2 separate regions of the Mus musculus genome follow, and region 1 is linked to region 2. Evidence: chromatin loops called from intact Hi-C (ENCODE). Cell type or tissue: left cerebral cortex. All regions are shown on one strand. Links, peaks and the distances in the headings refer to the core of each region. The heading gives the core; the rest is flanking DNA.

Region 1 (4,834 bases), core at 382-4,381, 68 kb before region 2:
TCAACAAACACCAGTCCCTGTAATTTAGCAACAAATGTTTTTAACCCCAGAATACTTTCTCCAGCTCCCTTTATGTGTTTGTTCTTATACCTCATCATTGTGTTTCATTATGTAAAGATTAAATCGAAAGTATAAGCTAGACAGTCAAATAAAAATCTGCATATAGTTAATATCTGCTTATTTTTATGGGCTAGTTAGTAATGGAATTCTCTGACACTGGTATTTCAAAAACTTAACACAATTCTGAGAATTTTTCATTAAACTTAGACAAGTCCTTTACAATGTGTAACATATACACTATTTTCTCTCTTCTCTGGTGCAGTATATAATTCTAGAGTACTTAAAAATTTAATCACATGCTGTCCCTCCAGTTATAGCTCCATCATTTTACACACACACACACACACACACACACACACACACACACACACACACGTATAAGAGCATATCTTCTACAGAAGAATATCAGCTGTGATTTAAATTATTATATTATGTAAACAGAGGAGGAAAGCAGAATTAATTTTTTCCAAGTGTCAATGATGTAGAAATATCCTTCCTCAAGGCAGTAAAATCCTGATAAAGTGTTTACTTCTGTTAATTCTCACGGCAATTAGTGTTTAATAGGAATGCTAAAACTATAACCTTACAGTCAGTCAGGCTTTACTAAATAAAAGAAAGAAGATGAGAAAAAGTCATAGATATCAGTCTCCTACTTAAATTAATGTCTTTGGAGCCATGGTCCCAAAATGAGGGCTATGCTGGTTCTTTTTCGTGACCGAGTGCCACATCATTCCAAATAGCTACAAAGTTTGACATTAGTTCCAGAAACCCCAAACTTTGGCCAAAGTGGCAAACATTCATGTAAGTGACCATACAGCGTTGTATGAAAATTTTTTTTTGGTTCTGTAACTATCATACGTAAGGATGAAGAGCAATTTGGCAAGCCAGGTAAGAATCAAAGGAAACAGACTGGAGGGATGGCTCAGTGGTTAGGAGCTCTTGTTGCTCCTGCAGCATGCTGGCCTTTGTCTCCCAGCACCCACATGGCAGCCCCAGCTGCCTGTACTTTTAGTCCCAGGCTAACCAATGCCTTCTTCTGGCCTCCTTGGGCACCAGGCACACATGCAGCATAAAAAGCAAACACATCAAATAAAAGCAAGTAAGTCTTCTTGTAATGACCCTCAATGAGTTACTAGGCTGGATTTTTGAAGGACTTCCAGTTTTAAGAAAACTGATACTGATGAATTGCCAATTACCAACAATGGATCAGGACGTAGAAACAGTTTTCCTGTTATGAAACAATTTGCGATTTTTAAACTATCTTTTAATATACAAAGAAAACCTGTTTCTACTACAGATCAGTTGTTTTTAAGAAGGAGAATTTGTGCAAACATCAAGAAAAGCCACACAAGCTACAGCTGAAATTGTCAGCAGAGAACTCTCTTGAAAGTCCATTTACTCCACTGCCAAATCTTGGGGAGGGGTGGAGTTTGTTTGTTTTGGATTTACACAGAGATTGCTATCAAGCTTTTCCTGATCTTTAAACAATTCTGCTTAGAATCACTGTTATCTTTCTCCACACTGATAAGAATTGCCACACAGTTCTTTCAGTTCAGCGATTGCTCAGGGTCTCTGGCAAGTACTGAGGGAATGATACGGTCTCAAAGCCTCCTGGAGTCTTTTCACATAGCCATGGGACTATCCTGGTGTCTTTTAGGACCAAAAGACTCCCATCCAAATGCCTGTGCTTACAGACTTCATCTTGATTGCCCTTTAATCTCTCCGAGTTGTCTGCCCGCCAGCAAACAAAGACCCTGGAAATCTGCTCTGGCCCTCCTACAAAGACAAAGTAAACCAGTCTGGAATACTCCAGTTCCTGTCACCTTCCAGTTCAGTTCACTGCCCAATTCAACATGCAATTTTCCCACCACAAATAGAGCCCACTCTTTGAGGAATTCTATTGATTACAACTTCTAAGTGTATGTGACAGACCTCATCTGTTTCCAGCAACAAACCAAAGCTGGTGGTTTCCACAGTCCCTCTACAGAGGCTCAGTAATTTTGCAGGAGCATTTCAGTGCCAACATTCCCAAAGACAAAGGCCTCTCTCCTTCACTAAGGCATATTGCCTACAGACAGACTGTTAGAATAGCTGTAAACTCCCATTAAGAGAAAACTTACTCTGGTTGAAAGAATAGACTCTCTGGCCTGGGTAGAGACATAAAATCCCAGTTGTGCTAGGTAAATCACCCAGCTAAGGCCCATTCCTAGGAACTTGGACTTACCTTAAGGCATGCTAAAGAAATAGGCTAAAGAATTTTTTTCGTTAATGAACTACTGTATTTCTCTTTCCCAGAATTCCCAGCTCCTTCCCTCAGAGCAACCCCTATGGGCCACCATGACGTTCCACTGAGTCTGGCGACCTTCAGATATACAACTTCTGCTTTTTCTTTCTTTCCTGTCTCCTTCAGATGCTGGCCAGATCCTCAGTACTTTTTTTTTCTGACGTTTTGGGCCTCCTCGCTCTTTCTCTAAAGCTCCTCTCCTCAACGTGTGTCTGACTAAGCTCCATAACAACCTCAATCACGTGGCTTTTCCCTTCTCTCCTGCCTTCTCCTCTGGGCAGCTGCTACCGGTTACGGCTTGCCTGACATGGATTTTTTTTTAACTCCAATAAAACTGTCCTCGAGCTTCCATTTGAGTCCATCTTAAATGCTTTTGTTAAGGAAACTAAGAACCCCAAGAGAGGGCCCCATTTTCCTCCAAATCATCTGCCTGTATTTTCTGCAAGTCTCTAAAATCAAAAACGGAGGTTCCCATAACAAAGCACAGCCTTCCTGAGTAATTAATGCAGATGAAACCAACTGCAATTCTTTCCATGAATTCATGAAGTACTGTAGACTTGCCAGCTGAAATAACTCTAAGAATTCCCCCACCATCATTCACTGTCATGTTGTCAAGGTTTCGTGACAGGAGACCCTCAAGGTGCTGGGCTCTCACAGAGGATTGTGCCTTTTAAGCTTCTAGAAAGAGGAAGTGCAAGCCAGGGCATTCCACAGCTGGCACCTGTAGGCCACAGCTTGGTAGACTAAAGCAAACAAGGATGAGAGCCTCCGAGACTGATAATAAGATTGGAGTGGAGAACTTCACACTGACAATCGCAGAAAGCCACAAGGAAGCGTCTTCGGAAAGACAGAACGCCTCATTTTCCTGACGCAAAATTAGGTTGTTGATGGTGACTAATCTGCAGGAGCATAGCGGGTACTTCACAGACACCAGCCCCTATTGAGAATTTCGCAAGCAGATGTGGACCTCAAATGTTTCAGCCAAATGCTTCTTGCCACATTTCAAAGTACACTGTTGTTAGAAGGGGGACAACACTCCAGCTACAATCGTACATCATTGTTGCTAGATTTTCAGTGAGAACGCGACATTGGTTGATCTGCAGGGCTGGACCTGAGGTACTGTTTGAAGGCTGAGAGCACTGCAACATTACAGCTTGGCTGCAGCACTCAGTGGCGCTCCGCATTGGTTGCCCTGACAACCTCACCTCGACGCCCATGGGGGGTGGGGGACGGGGGGTGGGGGTGGCGCTCAGCAGACCTAAAGCGCTGCCACTGCGTGTCACAAGGCACGGAGGCCAGAAAGCTAGCTAGTATTGACACGTGGTCTTTCAATGCGCGGATACATGTCACTTCTCTGTTTACTTATTTGCGTCAATTAGATTTATTTAAGCATTGTTCTGTAGATTTCAGGACTTAAGTGTTTCGTGTGTGTGCGCGTGTGTTTATGATGAGGCCTTAAAGGAAAAATTGAGGTTTCCCTGAAGAGAATTTTGCCCCTGTGACATGCAATGCCAGCTTCAAAACACTGCTACCGATTTTGGTGCTGATTTCTGAGTTGGTTCAGGGTTTTGTTTTTTCCTGGAAATTACTAATTTCAGTGCTAAAAAGGGCAAAAAAGCATCCATTCCATGGTGATGCAATAGAGATATACAACATACTCTTTAGTCAAATATTAATAAAAGGCAAGATCTGGATGCCTATATAATGATCTCTTAAAATATCTTTCCAAAAAATAATGATTATAGTGAGATTAGCTTTCTTCTGGCTGCATTGAGAAAAGTAAGAAAATGGGGCTGGAGAGATGGCTCAGTGGCTAAGAGCACTGACTGCTCTTCCAGAGGTCCTGAGTTCAAATCCCAGCAACCACATGGTGGCTCACAGCCATCTGTAATGGGATCTGATGCCTTCTTCTGGTGTGTCTGAAGACAGCTGCAGTGTACAAATGTAATACAATAAATAAATAACTCTTTTTAAAAAGAGAGAAAAGTAAGAAAAGAAGCTGATGAGCACAGAACTATTTGATGATCTAAAATAATCTAAAATAATGCAAAAAAAAAAAAAGCTCTCTGGACAGGATTCATTGTCCTTTCAAGAGAAAAAACACAACTCAACAAATCAAGCAAACAAGAAATGTAACTCAATACAAGACCACATAAAATGAGCCCACAACAAGTATAATATTTAACAATGAAAGGCTGGTGATTCTCCCTTTAAGGTCAGTGAGTGTGCAGCAGGGTTCAAGGTACTGTAATAAGCAGCCCATTGAGAAGGTGGTATGTGGAGATGTGAAAGTAAAGCCAAAGCATCATGAGAGACCCCGGAAGGAAAGAGATGTCAGCAACAGGGGCAGCTATCTAAAGGAAGCACGGGAAACTGCCTGGAGAAGAGGCTCATGTGAACTACACCTAGCAAGGCTGTAGTCGAACTGCCCAACCCTTACTTCAGCATGGGCCAGGTGTCAATATTTGAATACACTTAGGTGAATACACT
Region 2 (8,553 bases), core at 2,711-6,710:
AGCCTGGTCTACAAAGTGAGTTCCAGGACAGCCAGGGCTATACAGAGAAACCCTGTCTCAGAAAAACAACAACAACAAAAAAACAAAAACAAAAACAAAAAAAAAAAGAAAAGAAAAGAAAGAAAGAAAAGAGAAAAAGGAGGTAGAGGAGGAGCCTCAAATTAGGACAAATAAATCCACACCACACTACATAATAATTTCATTTTCAAATATTAACAACAAAGAAAAATATTTAATGCATCCAATGAATAAACAAAATATCACTGACAACTCAAAAGCAAGAGATTGTTCTTTAACTAAACATCTGGACACATGAAGCAAATGGCATGGTCTTTTTCAAGTGCTGAAACTATTGTCAGTCCAGAATTAAACACCCAGTAAAAAGACATTTCAGGGGGCTGATGAGATGGCTCAGCCGCTAAGAGCACTGACTGCTCTCCTGAAGTCCTGAGTTCAAATCCCAGCAACTACATGGTGGCTCACAACCATCTGTAGTAAGATATGACGCCCTCTTTTGGTGTTTGTAAAGACAGCTACCATATAGTTACATAAAATAATAAATAAAATCTTTAAAAAAAAAAAAGACATTTCAGGAACGAAAGTAAGATCAACATTTTGTCAGACCAGGAAAAGTAAGGTAATTTATTGCCAACAATTCTGAAGAACAAGTACAAGGGTTGGGGAAGGAGTGGCACAGTGTCTGGGCACCCCTCCCAGTGTATGCACTTCTCCTAGGGTTTGCACTTCTCCCAGGGTGTGCAGGGCCCTGGTTTCCATTCCCAGCATGGTAAAACAGAGAGAGAGGGGGGGAGGGAGAGAGAGAGAGAGAGAGAGAGAGAAGAGAAGAGAAGAGAAGAGAAGAGAAGAGAAGAGAAGAGAAGAGAAGATGGAGCAAAGACTAAATAGGAAAGACAAATCTCTTACACTATCAGTAACAAAGAAGGAACAGTAAACAAAATTGTTAATAAACACCTCGTTCATATTTATAAATGGTGGTGGCAATTGACTTGTTATAATAAATCATTTAAAAGACAGAGAAGCTATGATCAAAAAAATAAATAAATAACCAGAGAATACTTCATGAGAATGTCAACTGATAGAGCCAGTATGGAAAAAATCCTTCAACAGCTTTATTATGTTTAACACAATCTTTGTAAAAACAAATCCTTTTACTTTATCATTAATTGTGTGTGTTCAGATGTGTACAGGTGCCCGCAGAGGCTAGAGGCATGTAATTTGCTGAAGTTGAGGTTACAGGCTGTGTACTGCCCAAATAATGGGTGTTGGGAACCAAATTCAGATCTTACGCAAGAGCAGTATGTGCTCTTAACCTCTGAGCCATCTCTCCAACCCCAAAGTTCAACACAGTCTTAAGCAGATGGCCCAGAATTCCACTTATACACATCTATTCAAGAAAACAATTAAATCATGTTTTACAGAGACATATGAATGTCCACAACAGTATTTACATAATATATAAATGATGAAAGGAATCCAAATGTCATTACCAGGTGAGTGGATAAGAAAAATATGATCTACTGCAACAATAAAATACTATTTATCCATTAAAAGGAATGAAGCTCTAATAAATGACACAATATGAAGAACCTAGAGGACACACTAAGCAAAAGGTGTCAGAAGCAATGTATTTTATAATATAGTTTATTTGAAAAGCCCTGCTAAAGAAATACTAACTCATAACACAGACTAATTGTTGCATAGGATCGGGGATGAGAATTGGGGCAGGGGCTATTGAAAAACGAGGCAATGGAAATATTCTAAAATTAGTTTCTGATGATGACTGCACCATTCTGTAAATTGACTAATATCACTAACATGCATACTTTAACAAACAACACTATCTTTTAAAACCCTCTCAGACCATTAAACCTGAGACTTTGTGCCTCAGTCAGCCATCTATTAGCCGAGAGAATGACCCTCATGACCTTCTTAGCACGTTAGGCAAACAAAACCTTTTTCCACCTGCTTTCCTCCCTATCCATTCCCCAATTTACTATCCTGAAAGCTAACTTATCATTTAAAAATCATCATGCTTCATGTAGTCACTGACAGTGGATACACAAAACGTGTTTTCCTGTGCTTTCCCAATCTAAGACTCCTCCTGTCGTTCAGTGCAACTGATTGCCTTTGTAACCACATATGCTTCTTCAGCACAGTGTACATGCAGGGAAACAGATGAGCTGATCTGACTGTGCTTGCACACTTGGCCAAGTGTAACACGCCTCTAAACTACTTTGTCCTTTTGACTTCTGACTAAATGTCAGCGGCCTCTTTCCAAATTATTTAGTTTGTTTTACTTTGTTTGAGATAGTGTCTCAGTGTCCTAGACTGACCTGCTTACTATATAGCCAAGGATCAACTTGAACTTCTGATCTTCCTGCCTCCTCCTCCCTGCTTCTGGGATTACAAATGTGCACCACCATTCCCAGTTTATGCTGTGCTGGAGATTAGAACTAGGGATTTCCTACATGATAAGCAAGCACTCTACCAACTGAACTACATTTCGGGACTCTCTACTTTGCAGCATATAGTAGCATTTGCCCTACCCTTCTTTTCCGTCTTCCTTTCGGTCTCCCTTAGCCACTATCTCCTACTTTTACAATAGTTCCAATGACTTTTTGCATTCATCACAAAATCCATATCTTACTCCTTTCCCTTTCTGTCAAAAATTCCTTCCTAGACTAATTTTGAGTGATAAAAACAGAAGCTAGTAATTAAGCAGTAAAAAAAAAAGGCAGTAATTAGCCAAATACTACTATTCCCTCTAAATATTGATATACTAAACTCTTTCTTTATACATAAGATATTTGGGAAATATTTTCCTCCTTGGGTCTAAGGTCATTCAATCTTGCTGTTGATATATGTTTCAAAGCACCAGGAAAGCCAACAATTATTATGGAATATTTTAAGATTCTTTCTTTTATCCTAATCTCTAGCTAAAGAAAAGCTCTTTATGCAACAAAATGCTACATTTATTCCTTATAGAAAATGTTACAGCTTACTTTTCAATTCCAAAATAGCCAAGCTATTGAATATAGTGGAAACATTTAATATTAATAACGCCAATTCCTTGATATTTTGAACAATCTCTCTTATAACAGATTACTCCCCTCCTCATATGCCCAAATATTTTGCTTATTACCACTATTCTGCTGATACCAGGCTCATTCTAAACCCCCAGTTCTGTCAGAATGGATGCTCTACTACATCTGAAGGAGAAGAAAAGCTGGTATTAGTATAGAGGACCTCAATATTTATTCTATTACAGAGGAGCTGCACAACTTTATAGTCTTAATTGCAAAATTCGGTGCCACTGACAGATATGAACCAGTTGGTGCATTACCTAGTAACTCAAAATAGGTAATCTATGTATTTTAGCAATGTAAAGATGAGGTAGAATGTTTGAATGGGAAAAAAAAGAGAGCAAGTCACTACCGACCTGAATGAATTGTTTAAATTTTCTGATATTCAACTCTTCCTCTTTTTTAATGATTTTTTTAACTTCATGTACATCAGTGTTTTGCCTACAGGTATGCCTATGTAAGGGTGTCAGATCCCTGGAGAAACTGGAGTTACAGACACTTGTGAGCAGGCATGTGGGTGCTGGGAATTGAACCAGGCCCCTCTGGAAAAGCCAGTGCTTCTGATGAGCCATCTCTCCAGCCCATCAGTTCTTCATCTATAAAAGACATATAAAGATGCCTACCTCACAAGAGTGTTTGAATTACATGAGCTATGGTATTTGAAAGAATACAGCTTGGAATCTATAGAATGGGTGACGTTAATTAATGTGTCTCTAAACTGGCATACCCTCTGCTGCACACTCTACAGCTCCTCTTCTCCAACCCCAGTCTCTCTCTCTCTCTCTCTCTCTCTCCCTTCTCTCTCTCTCTCTCTCTCTCTCTCTCTTTCTCCCTCCCTCTCTCCCTCCCTCCCTCCCTTCCCAGAAGGGTTTCTCTTTTTCTCTTTGTAACCCTAGCTGTCCTAGAATGAGCTCTGTAAGCTAGGCTCAAAAGATTCTCCTGCTTCTGCCTCCCAAATGCTGGGCTTAGAGGTATGTGCCACTATGCCGGCTTCAGAACACCCATTGCAAACCTGTGTATCCTTATTTATAAGAACCAACCAAAATGCACCACTTCGCCCATTCTTTCCAATCAACTTTAGGCACCATGGCTGTTTGGCTAAAAGAACAGAGCTTTGGGAGTCAGACGAGACTCTGGATTTAAAAGCTCATTGTCATTTATTAGTTCCATGTCTTTGGACAAATTATTTATTCTCTTTGTATATAGATTGCCCTTGTGTGATATGAGACTCAATGTGGTACACCCCTCATAGGGTTGTGGGGAGATTAAATGAGATAAGTACACAGAGCACTTAGCACAGTCTATGATGCTTAGCAAGTCCGCAAAGTACCATTCAACGTAAGAAATTAATAGAAAGTTTCCTCCTTTGAAAAATGTTTACCCTTTTCTCAGAATTGAACAATCTCTGCGTAAGGGAATGACATATGCGTACCTTGAGATATTTTGGGCAATGTCCTAAACTCTCTTTTATAGAATTTGCTTTACCTCAACTGTCTGCATAAAGGCAAATATATCCCGCATTAATTAACAGACACTAAAACGAGAACGTCCCCTGTGTACAAGAGACTGACGTCCGAAACGCAGTATGAAGATCAGCACCCGCAGACCGGACCTCGAGAATTCCCTGGAGTTCACCTCTACCGGCCCCCTCCCCTTGGAGGCGCGCAAGCGTACACCGAATTTACTCCCTGGTCCCTCATGCCCCCGCCTCCAACCCCCGCGCCATCTACCCAACACGCAGGCGCGTCTCCTCAAGCGCTTTCCCCGCCCCCTCCTCTTTCTCTTCAGTCTGTTCCCCCTCCTCTCCCAGCAGCTCCGCAGGTTCAAACTCTTCTCCGGGAGAGTGGCGGCTATCGTGCGGTCACGTGATGAGCATCCTGCTGCCCAACATGGCGGAGTTCGACACCATCTCGGAATTGGAGGAAGAAGAAGAGGCAGCAACATCGTCGTCGTCTCCATCGTCGTCTCCGTCGTCGTCGTCGTCGTCGTCGGTATCTGGGCCCGATGAGGACGAGGAAGATGAGGAGGAGGAAGAAGAGGAGGATGAAGAGGAGGAGGACGAGGAAGAAGAGGAGGAGGAGGTGCCGCCCCCGCCTCGGGTAGTGAGCGAGGAGCATCTGCGGAGATATGCCCCAGACCCTGTGTTGGTGCGCGGCGCCGGCCACATCACTGTGTAAGCGATTGGGGTCGGGGGCTTGCAGAGGCTGAGATTTGACGACAAACCGAATGAGAAGGGCATTGAGGGGCCTGCGGAGTGGGGGGAGGGCTGACTAAAGCGTACTCTTAGCAAAGGGCACCTGGTCAAAATGGCAAAACCGCAGGTTGAATAGGTATCGTGTAAAAGAAGGGGGTGGGAGATAACGCTGCATCGACCCTGAGGAAAGAGTGAGCATAGGACATGGAGTTGCAGGGTAGGGAGCCAGAGAGACTGAAGTAGGGGCGATCTGCTCGTTCGTGCGCTGGCAAGTGAATAGTCTCTAAACTGCAGGATGTACTAGACTTCTCTGCTGCCAAGATTGATGGCTAGTGGAAAACGGCGACTGCTGTGGCAGGTGACATGATCTAGGTTTGGGTTCTTCAAAAACAAAACAAAACAAAAATGTGATGCATTTTGTGAATAATATAAGTATTCATCCACCCACATATTTGTCCATCCATTCTTCCTACCTAATGAATGAATATCGTCATCCTTTCTCTGTTGAACGCACTACTCTGACGTTCCTTTAATATCATATCCTTAGAGTTTCAGGTTAATAGGAACCTATGCAAAGTAGAAAGAGCAATGGATACAGAGTGAGAGATCTTGGTTGCTAAATCTCAGTTTCCCTTCTTACTGGCACTGTGACCTTGGTCAGTTGATTCTTACTTCCAGGCCTTGGGTTCCTCATCTCCAAAATGAAGGGTTCTGAGTGCGTGGTTTCTAACCCCCTTTGGCTCTGAAATAATTTAAGATGTCTACAGGGAATCGTGTATGTCCAGACATTAAATATACAAATATTAAGTATATTAAGTATATAGAAATTAGCCCTTAATGAATTGAGTTTAATTTCTTTAAAACTCAACCCAGATGACTTCTTTTACATTGAATCCTATGTCATATTTAAGGAAATAAAGTGTGCAAGGACTTCTTATCATCTTTGTTGCACAGTAAGAAAAAAATTGATCACTGGGCTTTGAAGAGTGCTTCCTCATTTTTATTGCTTGGATTGCACATACTTGAGAGTTTGAATATGGTGTCGTGTTCATGCTCTTGACTGTGGTGTCTTTTACTGCATTTTCAAACTATATTTGCGCCTTCCTATCAAGTCACACTCTCTTTAATTTTTATCATGGCTCACATAGTCCCTTTGACTCAATTGAGTGCTAGTACGAAATCATCCAGTGTGTACGCTATCTCTTAATTTTTAACATGTTAACTATTTTGACTGTAATACACCTTTTAAATCATTGAATGTATGTATTACCAAATGTTTGTCAATTGTGGAAGGCTTTGGAGGTGACTTTTGGGCCTTATTTTTTATTAGGTAATTTGAAGACAGTTTTTTTTCTTAGTCCAAGATTTTTGCAGATAACCTGTAATGTTCAGGTGCCAACTTCCTGCACCATTTTCCTTCCATTTCTTTTGTCACTAGGGAGACCATTATTCAAACTAATTATGATTCTGGTATCCAGGCTTCTTTTTTGTTTTGTTTTGTTTTGTTTTTCATTCCATGAAATTCTAAAATACTATCATGCCCACCACACTTGCTGTCTCGTTTTCCAGACTTTTTATGCAGATAATTTTCCATGACTAGACAAAGAAAAGGTATTTTCTATCCTGACCCATAATTTTATCTTCCAACTCCCCCCATTATTTTCTACAATTCAAGCAATGATTACATAGCAAGGAAGCATAATTTAAGTTCTCTAAAACTTCTTTGTGGCTCCATTCTATTTTCCACACAACCAATTTCCTTGTTCTCATTTAAAACAGAGCTCTGAGGTTTGCTGTGGCTAGCCTCTTATAGGTATAATTTTCTGCTATCACCACACACACACACACACACACACACACACACACACACAGTTTTAAAATTCTGGAGTTAGGTGTAAAGGAATGGCACTAATAGCATCTTAGTGTTAATTATTTGAAGAAAACTCTGAAAAGTGTAAGCCAGTCTTAAATTACTAAACATGAAAATTGTTTAGCTTTATTGTACACATTTTCTCATTTAGGAAGAACATTTAATGCTAAATATCTAACATTTTTAAGAAGAAGATTAAATGTTTAGAAGCCAGACATGGTGAAGCCTGTGATACCATCATTTGGTAGATTAAAACAGGGAGAGTGTCATGAGTTCAAGGCCAAACTGGAACACATGAGTTCCAGGCCGGCATGGGCTACAGAGTGAGACCCTGTTGTTAGTAAAATGTTTGTTTGGTATCAGAAACATGAACTATAATAACAGAACATCCCATCTGTCAAATGAAGCAAAATCCTTAACAAATAATCTTAAACTAATACATCTAAAATACCAATTTTTGTTTCATTTTTTTTCTGGCATAGGCATGTGTTGATTACCCTAAACTATATGTTATATTGGTTTTCTTTGGTTTTGTGGTGATGAAACTCAAACTACAGCATTGTGCATCCAGGCAAATGCTGTATCTCTGAGCTACAACCCTGGCCCTGTACCAATGTGAGTGAACTATTTCTTCTTCTCCTGTATACTGGCCTTTTTCTATCCTCTGTTCAGTCTTCATCTATAGAAGATTTGCTTCTATTCAAAGTTTAAAAATTGAGGTGTTGCCATCAACTGGATTTTTAAAAAAGACGGAAGTATTTTGTAGCTTTTTACCATGACTAGGAGATAAATATTTAAGATAGTATGTTTAACCTGATTGTAACTCAGTGTATCTTACACTCAACATTTTGTTTTGTTTTGTTTTGTTTTGTTTTGTTTTGTTTTTGAGACAGGGTTTCTCTGTATAGCCCTGGCTGTTCTGGAACTCACTTTGTAGACCAGGCTGGCCTCAAACTCAGAAATCCACCTGCCTCTGCCTCCCGAGTGCTGGGATCAAAGGTGTGCGCCACCACACCCGGCTAACATTTTTCCCCCCAAATGGGTTGTATTTCTAGTTGCCACATTTATAGTGGTAACACCAAAATTCTACTCTCCCAGGGTAATATCTGAAATCTTTGAGTCATTTTGATTCTTCTCCTTGAATTGCCCTATATCCAGTTTTCCCAGAATTGTATCATCATATATTTGGAAATTTGTTAAGATTTTTCATTTTCTCTATTCCTATTTGGCAATACTCTTGCTTGAGTTGCCATCCCCTTCTTGAATTATAGGCACAGCCTGCTGCCTCTCCCCGCTTCATTGTGTATGCTTGTGCCAAACTAATTTTCTTAAAATTCCATTTAATCGTGTCCTGTACAGCTACAAATCTGCATTGGCTCTTTATT

What was found. A loop is a pair of places that touch in the nucleus more often than their neighbours do. Peaks named below come from ENCODE experiments on the same cell type or tissue, not always from the same donor. Only the 100,000 strongest peaks of a DNase experiment are listed, where the experiment ranks them.
Region 1: a loop joins it to region 2, with 2.4 times the contacts of the local background. A loop is called at or near these places in 5 of 42 quality-filtered maps.

What each region holds. Positions count from the first base shown.
Region 1 is chrX:103,285,589-103,290,422 of GRCm38, forward strand. It overlaps the pseudogene Gm19200. Among named protein-coding and RNA genes, the nearest start is that of 4930519F16Rik, 31 kb to the left of the region's middle. In left cerebral cortex, for the core only: no CTCF peak of the experiment used is centred there; DNase peaks (open chromatin) are centred at 2,581, 3,248 and 3,456.
Region 2 is chrX:103,351,613-103,360,165 of GRCm38, forward strand. It overlaps Chic1 (cysteine-rich hydrophobic domain 1), which reads left to right and starts at 4,864. Exons shown (of 6, transcript NM_009767.2): 1 at 4,864-5,277. The coding sequence starts at 4,973. In left cerebral cortex, for the core only: no CTCF peak of the experiment used is centred there; DNase peaks (open chromatin) are centred at 4,836 and 5,519; H3K4me3 peaks cover 2,240 bases; H3K27ac peaks cover 896 bases.